Linked DNA regions of Homo sapiens: regions 2 and 3 are each linked to region 1. A link is a contact called in ENCODE Hi-C or POLR2A ChIA-PET data. All regions are on one chromosome and are shown on one strand. The core of a region is the stretch at or near the end of the contact, and the rest is flanking DNA. Distances in the headings are between cores, read along the strand shown.

Region 1 (3,334 bases), core at 437-2,936:
CGAGCACGAGCAAGCGACCAGGCTGAGGTGTGGCTCTTTAGGGGCTGGGCGTGAATGGAGTTCTGGGAGGTGGTGGGAACAGCGATGCTGTCAAAATAATTGACAGGTTTGGGGGTAACCACTGCTGACTTTGAAGATGCTTTGGGATGCGAAGGTGGAAGATGGGCTGCGCCACAGGGCGGCGCCCTGCGCGAGTGAAGCCCGCTGCTTCCCTCCCTGGGTTAGCCTTCGCCGCCCCGGGCGCGAGCCGGGCGCGCGCCGGTACCGCGTGGGCGGCGGGTTACCTTGCTCCGGGCGCCCGGCACGCTGAGCGCCAGCTCGTGCAGCAGCTCCCGGGGTGGCTCCTTGAGGTACCACCACTGAATCTCCAGCGAATACGAGGTGGCTCCGCTGGCCCGGAACGCGCAGGGCATTTCGATGTCGTCTCCCTCCCGTACTGTCACATCTTTGGGGACTTCTGTGAATGCAGCTGGGGGTGGGGAGAGAGAGAGAGGCGTGACCAGCTGTAGGTCGGGGGCCTGGGGCAACCTAAAGCGAGGCAGTCGGTCTCTGGCTGGCTGGCCTTGTGCCCCCCACCCCGCAGCTGCTCCCTGGCGCACGGCCGGAGGGGCTAGCAAAGTTCGGGGAAGCGGCTGCAGGGCCGAGGCAGGGACCGGCCATCGGCTGCCTACTGCTTCCCTCCGGATGGGGCGGGGCGGCAGGGGCGACTCGTGCTTCTCCCCCGCCCCTGGCCGCACCGCCAGAGCCTGGCTGGGGCGCGCCTACTCCCGCTCCCCGCAGGCATCCTTTCCGCAGCCGGGGCCCCGGCGGGACTGGGAACGACTCGGGCGCGGCGCTGCTGCTGCGGCGACCCTTCGCCGCTCGCCTCTCCCTACCCCTCCGGGCCCAGGCTGCACAGCGGGATTGCTGGAGACCGCGAAGCTTCCCGGTTCGTTCTCTTTCTTCTTCTTCTCGGTGGCGGCCCCAGCAAAGACCCCCCCGAGTCCACAGCGGCAGCAAAGTTCCCGCGCTCACCGTCGGCCACGAAGAGCAGCAGGGCATGCAGCAGCAGAGGCGGCAGGTATCCGAGGGCACCGAGCCGGTTCCGCTGTTCCATCTCCCGCGGGGGGCGCGGTGGCGGCGGGGGCCCGGGAGCGGAGAGGCGGCGGCCGCGTGGGCTCGGATCGGCTCCGGCTCGGGCTAGGACGCCTCCGAGCCTGCCATGGCCCCGCGCGGCGCCCCCTCCCCTGGCCGCCGGCGGCCGCCAATCAGCCCCGCTCCCTCGCCGGCTTGCCCGGTGCGGCTCCGGCGGGGGGCGCTGCGCGGGGTGTGCAGGAGACGCGGTCCCACCGGGAGGCTGCTGGCGATCGGTCAGTGCCTCTCTCTGTCCGGTCGTCCACAGGACGGTGGGGATCCGCGGTTCAGTCTCTGCCCGGCGGGCCGGGCAGGGGCTGGGCCGCGCCGGGACCCATCCCTGGCCGAGGGAGTGCGTGCCACGGAGCCGCGAGCTTCTGCCTCCCTGTCTCCTTCTGGTTCTGCTCCCGATTGCCACCTCCTTCGGCTCCCGCAGCCGCCCCCGCCGGTTCCTCCGCGGCTCTTTCCGCAGGGCGAGTGGGCGCTCAGCCGCGGCGCGCAGACCTGGCGTCCGACCCAGCGCAGCGCGGGGAGAGCGGGTCCGGCGTGGCGGACCCGGAGCCGGAGAGAGGCGGGGAGAGGGGGAGGGGAGGGGAAGGGAGGGGGCGGTCAGTGGCTGGGCGCCAAGCCGCCTCCACCGCTGCATCGCCCCCGCCCTCCCCTCTCCTGCCACAGCCCGCCCCGCCCCCGCCCCAGAGCGCTCCCCCTCTCTCCTCGGGGGTCGCTCGGAGGGACCACCGTCTTTCTGGTTGGAGTACAGCCCCGCCCCGCACCCGCTTGGGTTGGGAGTCCTCCCACCCAAACTCTCCCTGGCTTCTTCCCAGTCTGCACGGCTCGAGACGGCCGCTCATCCCTGCTCCCCGTGTGTCCCTCGGTCCTCTCTGCAGCTCCCAGCCCTCAACTCCTTACCCCAGTTTGGGCAACCAGCTGCCCCGCTGTTTGGCCCAGGCCTGGGCCATGACGGATGGGTGGGCGCCCGGGGCCGCGAGAAGGGCGGAACGCTGTGCCCAGCCGGAGACTACGCTGGGTGGCGGCGGCAGCGCCGGGAGTCTGCAGTGCGCGAGGGAGAAGTGAGCGCACAGCGCCCAGCGAGCAGGTGCCTGCGGCGCGGAGAGCGCACACGCTAGCCAGCCCGCAGCGGCCGTGAGTGACGGCAGGGGCGGCGGGGGTGGGGTGGGGTGGGGAGCGCCGGGCACGACTCAGGGCCCGGGAGGTTTCCGGGAGGGGGCGGGGTTCCTGCCCCTGGATCGCGGGTCCCTGTGTCTCCACGCGCTCTTCGCCGGTCGTGGCCCCTTCTTTGCCCGGTGCAAAGCGAGATGCCGAGGCGGCAGGAAGCCGGAACCCATCCCCCGCCTGCTCTGGCGTACTCGGCATCCCGGTACCTCCCCCAGCCTTCACCCGGAGTCTGCTCCCTCCCCAGCCATCTGAGGGAGCGCGGTCTGGTCCCCGAAGGCAAATGCGGGGTGGACATGTGGTTCGGACGCAGCGCGTAGTCATAGTCATAGGGGCGAGTCCTAAGGCTCGCCTTGGGTCTCTCCTATCTCCTTCCCCCGGGAGTCCCCAGCTAGTGCGTTTCGGCACCTCTGCCCCTACCCCGGCCCCTACGCCTCAGCTCTGACCTCAGGTTGGGGTGGGGCAGCCCGGTGGATTCACGTGCCTGCTTCCCCGGCTACCAGCCTCCCGGAGGCACCGCCAGAGGATTCCCTGGGAGCCAAGGAGAAGGAAACCCAGAGGGAAAACACTCTCCAGCAGCCACCCTGGTCCAGGCGGCCAGCGCAGCACAGCTCAGAGGGGAGGAGCTGCAGGCCCTCTCCAAGGCTGTCCTCGCCAGCGGGTGCCCGGGGCCAGCCCTTCTTGCCTCCAGTGCCTGCCTTTCAGTTTCCTCGTCTATGGCCCAGGAGTCACTCCCACCCCCTGGCTCACTGTGGCTCATCTATCAAGCCCTTGTTTTCTAAGGTCTCCTGCTGGGGGCAAAGGGAAGAAGGGGGTCCTATAGGACTTTCCTCCTTTCCCTCAAGTTCCTCTCTAGGGGCTCCACAGAGGCAGTTGCCAGCTCCTTCTGTCATGGCAGGAGCTTTTCCTAGGAAATCCCATGTGCCCTTAGAAACCACTTTGGACCCCCGAATGTAAGACCCTGCCAGGCCCCATTGCTGTCCTCAGCTTCTGAAGGGAGAGGGCAGACTTGCACCGCTCTATGCAGATTCAGGACCACAGCGGGGTT
Region 2 (3,334 bases), core at 835-3,334, 190 kb before region 1:
TAGGTCACTGTAAGCAGCATAAAGCATCGCTGTGTGCTGGGCCAGTGCCATTTCCGCGCCACCACCGAGACCCCACGGCACGCCTTGCTCACTGTGCAGGAGGCCGCAGTTGCCTTTAGGAGCATGAGGCACTGTGTGCTCCATCTCTGGGGTTCAGAGTGTGCGGTCATGTTATGCCTGCATTCGTATCAGAATGAGGCCCAGGAGGCTGATGGGTTGCAGATTTGCATGCAATGGCGCGATCTCGGCTCACTGCAACCTCCATCTGCCGGGTCCAAGCGGTTCTCCTGCCTCAACCTCCCGAGTAGCTGGGACTACAGGCTTGCACCAACCATGTCTGGCTCATTTTTCCATGTTTAGTGGAGATGGGGTTTCACCATGTTGCCCAGGCTGGTCTCAAAGTCCTGGCCTCAGGTGATCTGCCCGCCTCGGCCTCCCAAAGTGCTGGGATTACAGGTGTGAGCCACCGCGCTGGGCTGCATGAACCTCTTACATGCTTGCCTTCTCTGGAGGGCCTGGACTTTGAAGCTTCTTTCACTCCCAGCATCTTTCCCTACACAGGCCCTCTTCCCCACTATCTCTGGGGGAGGAGTCTGCAGGCCAGTTCTGCAATGTGCCGCCAGAGGGAGCTGCCCGCAGAGAAACGGGAGCGCCACACTCAGGCCCCAGGAAGGCAGCAAGCTGAGTTCCCCTGGCCTCAGTTCACTTTCCCTCTTGAAAGTCACCCAAACTCAAGCAAAAGCTCCGATTCAGGAATAAATGGGGTTGTTTTATCCCAGCCAAGGCCTGGGGAAGCTTGGTATTAAGAGCGTTTGTTCCATTCTTTTAAAAATGGAAAAGGGTCCGTCCTCTGGGTGCCCATGGCACCCTGGAAAGCAGGCAGAGTGCTGGTCACAGGCGGAGACTTTGAGATACCGAGACCGAGGCTGGAGTTTGGGCCCTGAAACTTTCTAACCAGGATGGCCTTGGGCAGAGCAGCCTGTGTTTAGAGCTTCCCATCTGTAATATAGCAGTGACAACCATGCCTGCTTTGCAGGGTTCCTGTTAGGATTAATTCTCTATAGAGCCCCCCAGAAGCCACTTTTGGATTTGAGATGGTTCAAGGCCAGACCTTGCATGACAAGAGTAGGGACAGCTTTCCACAGGCCTCAATAAAGTAGTATTCCCAGGCAGTTCTGCAACCCCAGCCTCATGCCCTTTGCACCTTCCTAAGAGGCTGCCTTGCCTCAGCTTTGGTCCCCATCCAAGACTCCTAAGAGCAAAGCCAGTTCTTTTCCTTTTTTTTCTTTCTTTAAGAGACGGTCTCACTCTGTCACCCAGGTTGAAGTGCAGTGGTGGGATCATAGTTCACTGCAGCCTCGAACTCCTGGGCTCAAGCAATCCTCCCGCTTCAGCCTCCCAAAATGCTGTAGGTCACAGGTATGACTCACCCACCCGGCCTAATTTTTATTATTATTTGTAGAGATGGGATGTCACTGTGTTGCCCACGCTCGAACTGCTGGGCTCAAGCAATCCTCCCTCCTCAGCCTCACTGGCAGCTGGGATTACGAGTCCCACCCAACCTGCTTCTCCTTTTGCAACCCCCAGACCCAGAGGCTCCAGAGCAGGCTCTGGAACAGAGGAAATCTGGCTCCGGCCCACACATTCACCAAATACTGACGCAGCACCCTTGACCTCCAGATGCCCCTGTGCTCTCTTCTGTGCCCAGGCTGCGGGGAGAGAGGGGTCCTCCAGGCCAAAGGGAGGGAGGTCTCCGGGAGGTCCCCGCGGTCCTGGAGGCAGGTGCGCGGGGCCCGGATGTGATCATGCGTGCGCGTGGGAGAAAGGCAGGGCTGGGCCTGCGGGAGCGCGGCCTTGCGGTTCCCAGGACTCTTCTCCGGGCGCCTCGTCTCCTTACGCCACCCGCAACCCAAGCCAGGGCCCCGGTGACAGCGGCGGGGTGGGCCAGGACCGGGGAGGGGGTGCCCAGCAGCGACCCCCGGCTCCCCCTAAGGCCGGGCGCAGCTCGGAGCCAGGAGCTGGCCCGGCGCGTGGCTTCCCGGAAGGCCCGGCGCAGCCGGAAGGTGGGACGGAGGGCGGGGCCAGCGCCGGGGCCGCCACCAAGGCCTGCGCGACCCTCCGCGGGGCTGGGGAGCTGGGCGGGGAGCCCGGGGCCTGCCAGGCCCGGGCTGCAGCCGCGTCTGATCGCCGAGCGCGCCGCGTAGACCTCCGCTCCCCCAGGTAAAGGAGCGCCCGGAGCCGGGGCGGGGCGCCTCCCAGGCCGCGCCCCGCGAGAGGAGGGGGCACCCCAAGAGCAGGCCTGGAGACCCGGGAGTGCCTTGGGGAGAGGGTCCCCGCCCTGCCGGGAGCCCGGCCCTCCCGGTGCCGGGGTGGACACTGTTAGTGTAGTCATTGTCCCTATGGAGAAACTGAGGCATGGAGAGGCTGAAGTCACACAAGTAAGCAGCAGAGCTGGGACTAGAGTCCCGGGCCCTGGCTCGCTGTCACCCAGGAGTGGCGTAGGCATGGGTGTGGTGGGTGGGGGTGGGGTGCGGGTGGTGGATGTGGTGGGAGTGGGTGAGGTTGGGTGGGGTGGGGATGTGGGTTTGGCGGGGGTGGGGTGCGGAATGTGATGGGTAGGGGTGGGGTAGAGTGGGGGTGGCTGGTGGGGCAGGGGCGGGGCTGGGGGTGGGGTGCTAGGTATTATAAATGTGAAGCGGATCCTGACAGGACACCTGTGGGGCAGCGGAGCTGGGCTGAGCCATATGGGAAGAAAATCTGGGCGCTAGTTTAGATTTGGTCAGGAAGGGTCGTTAATGCTTTAGGAGGTGAGATTAGTTTTGGGGATGGCAGGTAGTTTGTTGAGCTTTTGTTTAGACAGTCTTGCTCTGTTGTCCAGGCTGGAGTGCAATGGCGCGATCTCGGCTCACTGCAACCTCCACCTCCCTCGTTCAAGCAATTCCCCTGCCTCAGCCTCCCTAGTAGCTGGGATTACAGGCGACACCACCAAGCCTGGCTAATTTTTTTGTATTTTTAGTAGAGACGGAGTTTCACCATATCGGCCAGGCTAATCTCAAACTCCTGACCTTGCGATCCACCTGCCTCAGCCTTCTGCAATGCTGGGATTACAGACGTGAGCCACCCCGACCAATTTTTGTATTTTTTAGTAGAGACGGGGTTTCACCATCTTGGAATAGCACCTGTAGTTCCAGCTACTCGGGAGGCCGAGGCGGAAGAATTGCTTGAGGCCAGTTCCCGACCAGCCTAGGCAACACAGGGAGACTGCGTTTCTGGAAAAAACAACAACAACACCAGCAACAACAAAAAGCAGGAAGGAAGGGGAGAGGGAAAGAGA
Region 3 (3,334 bases), core at 497-2,996, 140 kb before region 1:
AAGGCCTTGGGAGGAAGTGAACTCACTCCAGCCTGAAGTCAGCTGTGCAAAGATCTAGGGGCAGAGCTCCGGTCCTGGGGAGCAGCTCAAGGTGGAATGGGTGAAGTCAGGCTGCGGAGGAAGGAGCGATGGGGCAAGGAGGACAGATGAGGTTGCAGTGCCGGCAGGAGACATCCTGCAGGCTCCCAGGCCAGCGTGAGGATGTGAGGTTTTCTCCATGTGCATTGAGACTGCAGCATCAGGCGCCAAGCCTCCTCTCCCTCCAGAGGGGCCGCCCCTGGGCTCTGTCCAGCCCTGTGATTCCTGGAAGGCCCTCCTCCGGGAAGAGACCGGTAATGAAAAACAAAGCAAAACAAAACTGGAAGTGCCGCCGACTGAGCACTTAGAGCTCACCAGGCACAAAGTTAAGCATATTACGTTCATTATTTCACTTAATCCTCACAAAAGCCCCCTTGGGGAAGGTACTTCCACCACATCAAAGTCACTGCCCAAGGTCCCTGCTGAGTGATCAGGAAGCTCGGCTCCAAAATAACCATGAGCTGTGGAAAGCTGCACTCAACCAGAGACCAAATCAGAACTCCAGAAGTCAGAGTCCAGCGGGTGTTGCCTGCGCTCCAAATGCCTGATGCCCACCCCATCCCGAGCAGGTCCGTCAGCTTGGCTGGGCTGTCCCACCCTCCAGGCCACACTGGCCAATCCCCCTTCCTTCCTCGGGGTGGGCTGGGTTGGGCAGGTCCCCTAGTTCACCCAGGGCTGCCTGGCCTGTGTTTTGGCAGCCCGGAGGGCTGACGTGTGCAGGGACGCAGGCCGAAGTCAGAGAGTCATCTCAGCTCACAACAGACTCCAGTGGGAACGACGCTGTGCAGAGGGACGATCCCAGCGCATTAGGGGACTACCTCCCCACCTCCTTGGCCTCTGACCCTCTCTGGCCAGGAGATACCAGAGGTGTTCAAATTCCAAAGGAGTGCTCCCCTTGGGCTGCAGAGATCAAGTTTCAGCGTGGCTCGGAACCTCTCTGCTTTCCCACCTGCAAAGAGGCTGACCACACCTCTGCCCTACACGGCCCGCCAGGTGTTGGGGAAACGAGAAAGGAGGGAGATTCCAGGCCGCCTCTCTCTGCGGGCCTGCTCAATAGTTTCCTCTCTGAGATGGGAGCAGTGCCCGACCCTGTTTCCCTTGGCAGCTCCCACCAAGAATCACAAACTCAACTGCTCCAGAGGAACTGGGACCCCAGCGCCCCCCGCCGCGCCCCTGCCCAGGGGGACAGTGGTCCCATCCAGGCCTCCAGACTGCAGACTGGGGCTGAGAAGAGAGGTCCCGGCGGCCACACGAGGCCAGGATCCCGGAAACACCACCAGCGACCGGGTGCGCTGAGACCCCTGCAGTCCCGGGTGGCCCGCGACCCCCTTACCTCCACCAGCTTACATCTGCGCGTTTCCCCGGGGATTCCGCCTCGGACGCTCTGACCCCTGACCGCTCTCCCCAGGCTCCCTGCAGGTTCACCCCGCAAGCCGCCCAGGAGCGCCCTTCCCAGGCCTCTTCTTGGGCTGGAGTCAGCGGCACTGCGCCCCGCCGGCCCAGGAGCCGCCAAGACCGCGCGGCGGGAGAGAGCTCGCTTGTCCGGGGGTGGTGATGGGAGACTCGCCTCATGCGCCTGCCCCGCGACCCGCAGCCCGGCCGGGGGACGGTGGGGGGACTCACCTTCTGCGCCGGCCCCGCGCCCAGCCCTCGAGTCCACACCGCAGTAGCCCGGGTCCCCGCCCGCTCCGCCCGGGTCCCGGCCAGCTCCGCCGGACACGCCCCCGCGGTGGCTCGGCCAATCGGAGCCCGGGAAGCGGGAGGGGCGGGGCTTGGGCGCGGCGCTCGGAGGGCGCCCGAGCTTGTGCGCGCTGCAGGTCCGGGGCTGGGCGGGACTGTCGCCCGTGTTTGACCCCCTGGCCCCGCCCGGCTTCCCTTTCCGCTCGCCGCTGCCCCACGCGGAGCGCGACTGCCGTCACCCGGTGGGACTGCGACCCTGGCCTTGGGCAGGGGTGGGGTGGGGGCGCCCGCGACTGCGAGACCTGCGGGACTTGGCGGGGAAAGGGGCAGTGGGAGGCTTGTGCCTTCTGGTGCCTCCGGCGGGCCTCACAGCACAGTCACCCTCAGCGGTCAATAATCGTAATATGAAAATGCAGCAGCACTTTATAACCTTTTTTTTTTTTTGAGACGGTGTCTCCCTCTGTCGCCCAGGCTGGAGTGCAATGGCGCGGTCACGGCTCACTGCAGCCTGCACAGAAATCATCCTGACCCCAGGAGAATTAGCCCACCAGGACCGGCTAGTTTTTGTATTTTTGTACAGACGGAGGTCTCACTATGTTGCCCAGGCTGGTCTCGAACCCCTTAGCTCAAGCCATCCTCTCGCCTTGACCTCCTAAAGTGCTGGGATTTCAGTAGTGAGCCACCGCACCTGGCCTATTTTAAGCTTTTTATAGTGGAAAATTTCAAACTGAAGGAAAGAGAATAGTCCAGGGGACCCTGGTGCCCGTCACCCAGGTCCAACACTAGCAGCAAGTTATGTCACCCCTGACTCAACCGCACCTGAGCCTCCTGTGCGGCTCAGAAGGAAATTCCCAGGCCTCAGTGCCCGGAGGCCTTCCTGGCCCTCCCTGGCCTCCTCCCCACAGGTCCTCTCAAATGGGCTTCTTCCTGTTCCTTAAAGCCTCAGGCCTTTGCTTCTACCTCCATCAGACCTCAAACTGTCACCTCCTCAGGGAGGCTGCCCTGGCCACCCAAAGCGGTTCCCTGTCTCCACCCCATCTCCCTCCACAGTCACCCGTGTTTGTAATTTTGCAAAGCATCTCCCAACCCAGAGTCCTCTCCTGAGGCCGCTCGTGGGATTCAGGGCTGCCTACCAGGCTGTGGCTTCTGTGGAATGCTCATAAACAAGTCATGCTGGTGGCTTGCCTCCCACCCAGGCTGTGAGCCCCACGGGCTAGACAGTAATTTCTTCTCGTGTTCAGACAGGACTTTCTTCTGGTTCACCCCTGCATACCGAGTGCTGAGAACGGGCAGCGCATAGGAGGAACGCAGTCCCTACCTGTCACATAGATGCAGGTTGTCTTGCCAAATAGAACTCCACCTGGGCACCCTGAGAGGGGTGGCTCAGGCCGGGGCAGGCCTGCTGGGCCAGGACCAGGTGAGAGGGGAGCAGCGGGGGGAGGGCTGATGGGCTGTAGGGCTGTGGGGCTGGAGCTAGAAGAGGTGCCTGCTCTCTTGGCAGGGGGCTATGGGCGAGGCTGTGAGGTGGGCCCAGTGCTGGAGACGGTCCTCTCCCAGCTGAGAAGGGAAGGGAAAG

The links. Hi-C counts contacts between places; a loop is a spot of excess contacts on that map. ChIA-PET counts read pairs that join two places held with the same protein, here RNA polymerase II (POLR2A). Pooled maps may share reads with other maps.
Region 2: a map of chondrocyte shows a loop between it and region 1 (3-fold over the local background). The contact joins the promoter of C19orf12 here to the promoter of VSTM2B in region 1. A Hi-C loop is called at or near these places in 4 of 168 maps with a recorded cell type or tissue (K562, chondrocyte, dorsolateral prefrontal cortex and 1 more), 6 of 37 single-sample maps with no recorded cell type and 9 of 50 pooled maps. POLR2A ChIA-PET finds 5 or more read pairs at or near these places in 1 of 52 experiments (H1).
Region 3: a loop to region 1 is called in a map with no recorded cell type, with 10 times the contacts of the local background. The contact joins the promoter of PLEKHF1 here to the promoter of VSTM2B in region 1. A Hi-C loop is called at or near these places in 1 of 37 single-sample maps with no recorded cell type and 7 of 50 pooled maps. POLR2A ChIA-PET finds 5 or more read pairs at or near these places in 3 of 52 experiments (K562, OCI-LY7 and WTC11).

The regions. Positions count from the first base shown.
Region 1 is chr19:29,524,346-29,527,679 of GRCh38, reverse strand. VSTM2B (V-set and transmembrane domain containing 2B) reads right to left here and starts at 1,686. Exons shown (of 5, transcript NM_001146339.2): 1 at 1,015-1,686; 2 at 285-469. The coding sequence starts at 1,096. VSTM2B-DT (VSTM2B divergent transcript) reads left to right here and starts at 1,930. Exons shown (of 10, transcript NR_040029.2): 1 at 1,930-2,256. All of the region lies in intron 1 of LOC124904683 (a long non-coding RNA gene), which reads left to right.
Region 2 is chr19:29,714,011-29,717,344 of GRCh38, reverse strand. It overlaps C19orf12 (chromosome 19 open reading frame 12), which reads left to right and starts at 2,084. Exons shown (of 3, transcript NM_031448.6): 1 at 2,084-2,220. RefSeq lists enhancers at 725-944, 1,490-1,589 and a silencer at 1,760-2,549.
Region 3 is chr19:29,663,873-29,667,206 of GRCh38, reverse strand. PLEKHF1 (pleckstrin homology and FYVE domain containing 1) reads right to left here and starts at 1,746. Exons shown (of 2, transcript NM_024310.5): 1 at 1,702-1,746. LOC105372353 (a long non-coding RNA gene) reads left to right here and starts at 1,952. Exons shown (of 7, transcript XR_935896.3): 1 at 1,952-2,000; 2 at 3,000-3,175. RefSeq lists enhancers at 639-688, 1,309-1,428, 880-1,433, 1,434-1,987 and a silencer at 1,509-2,178.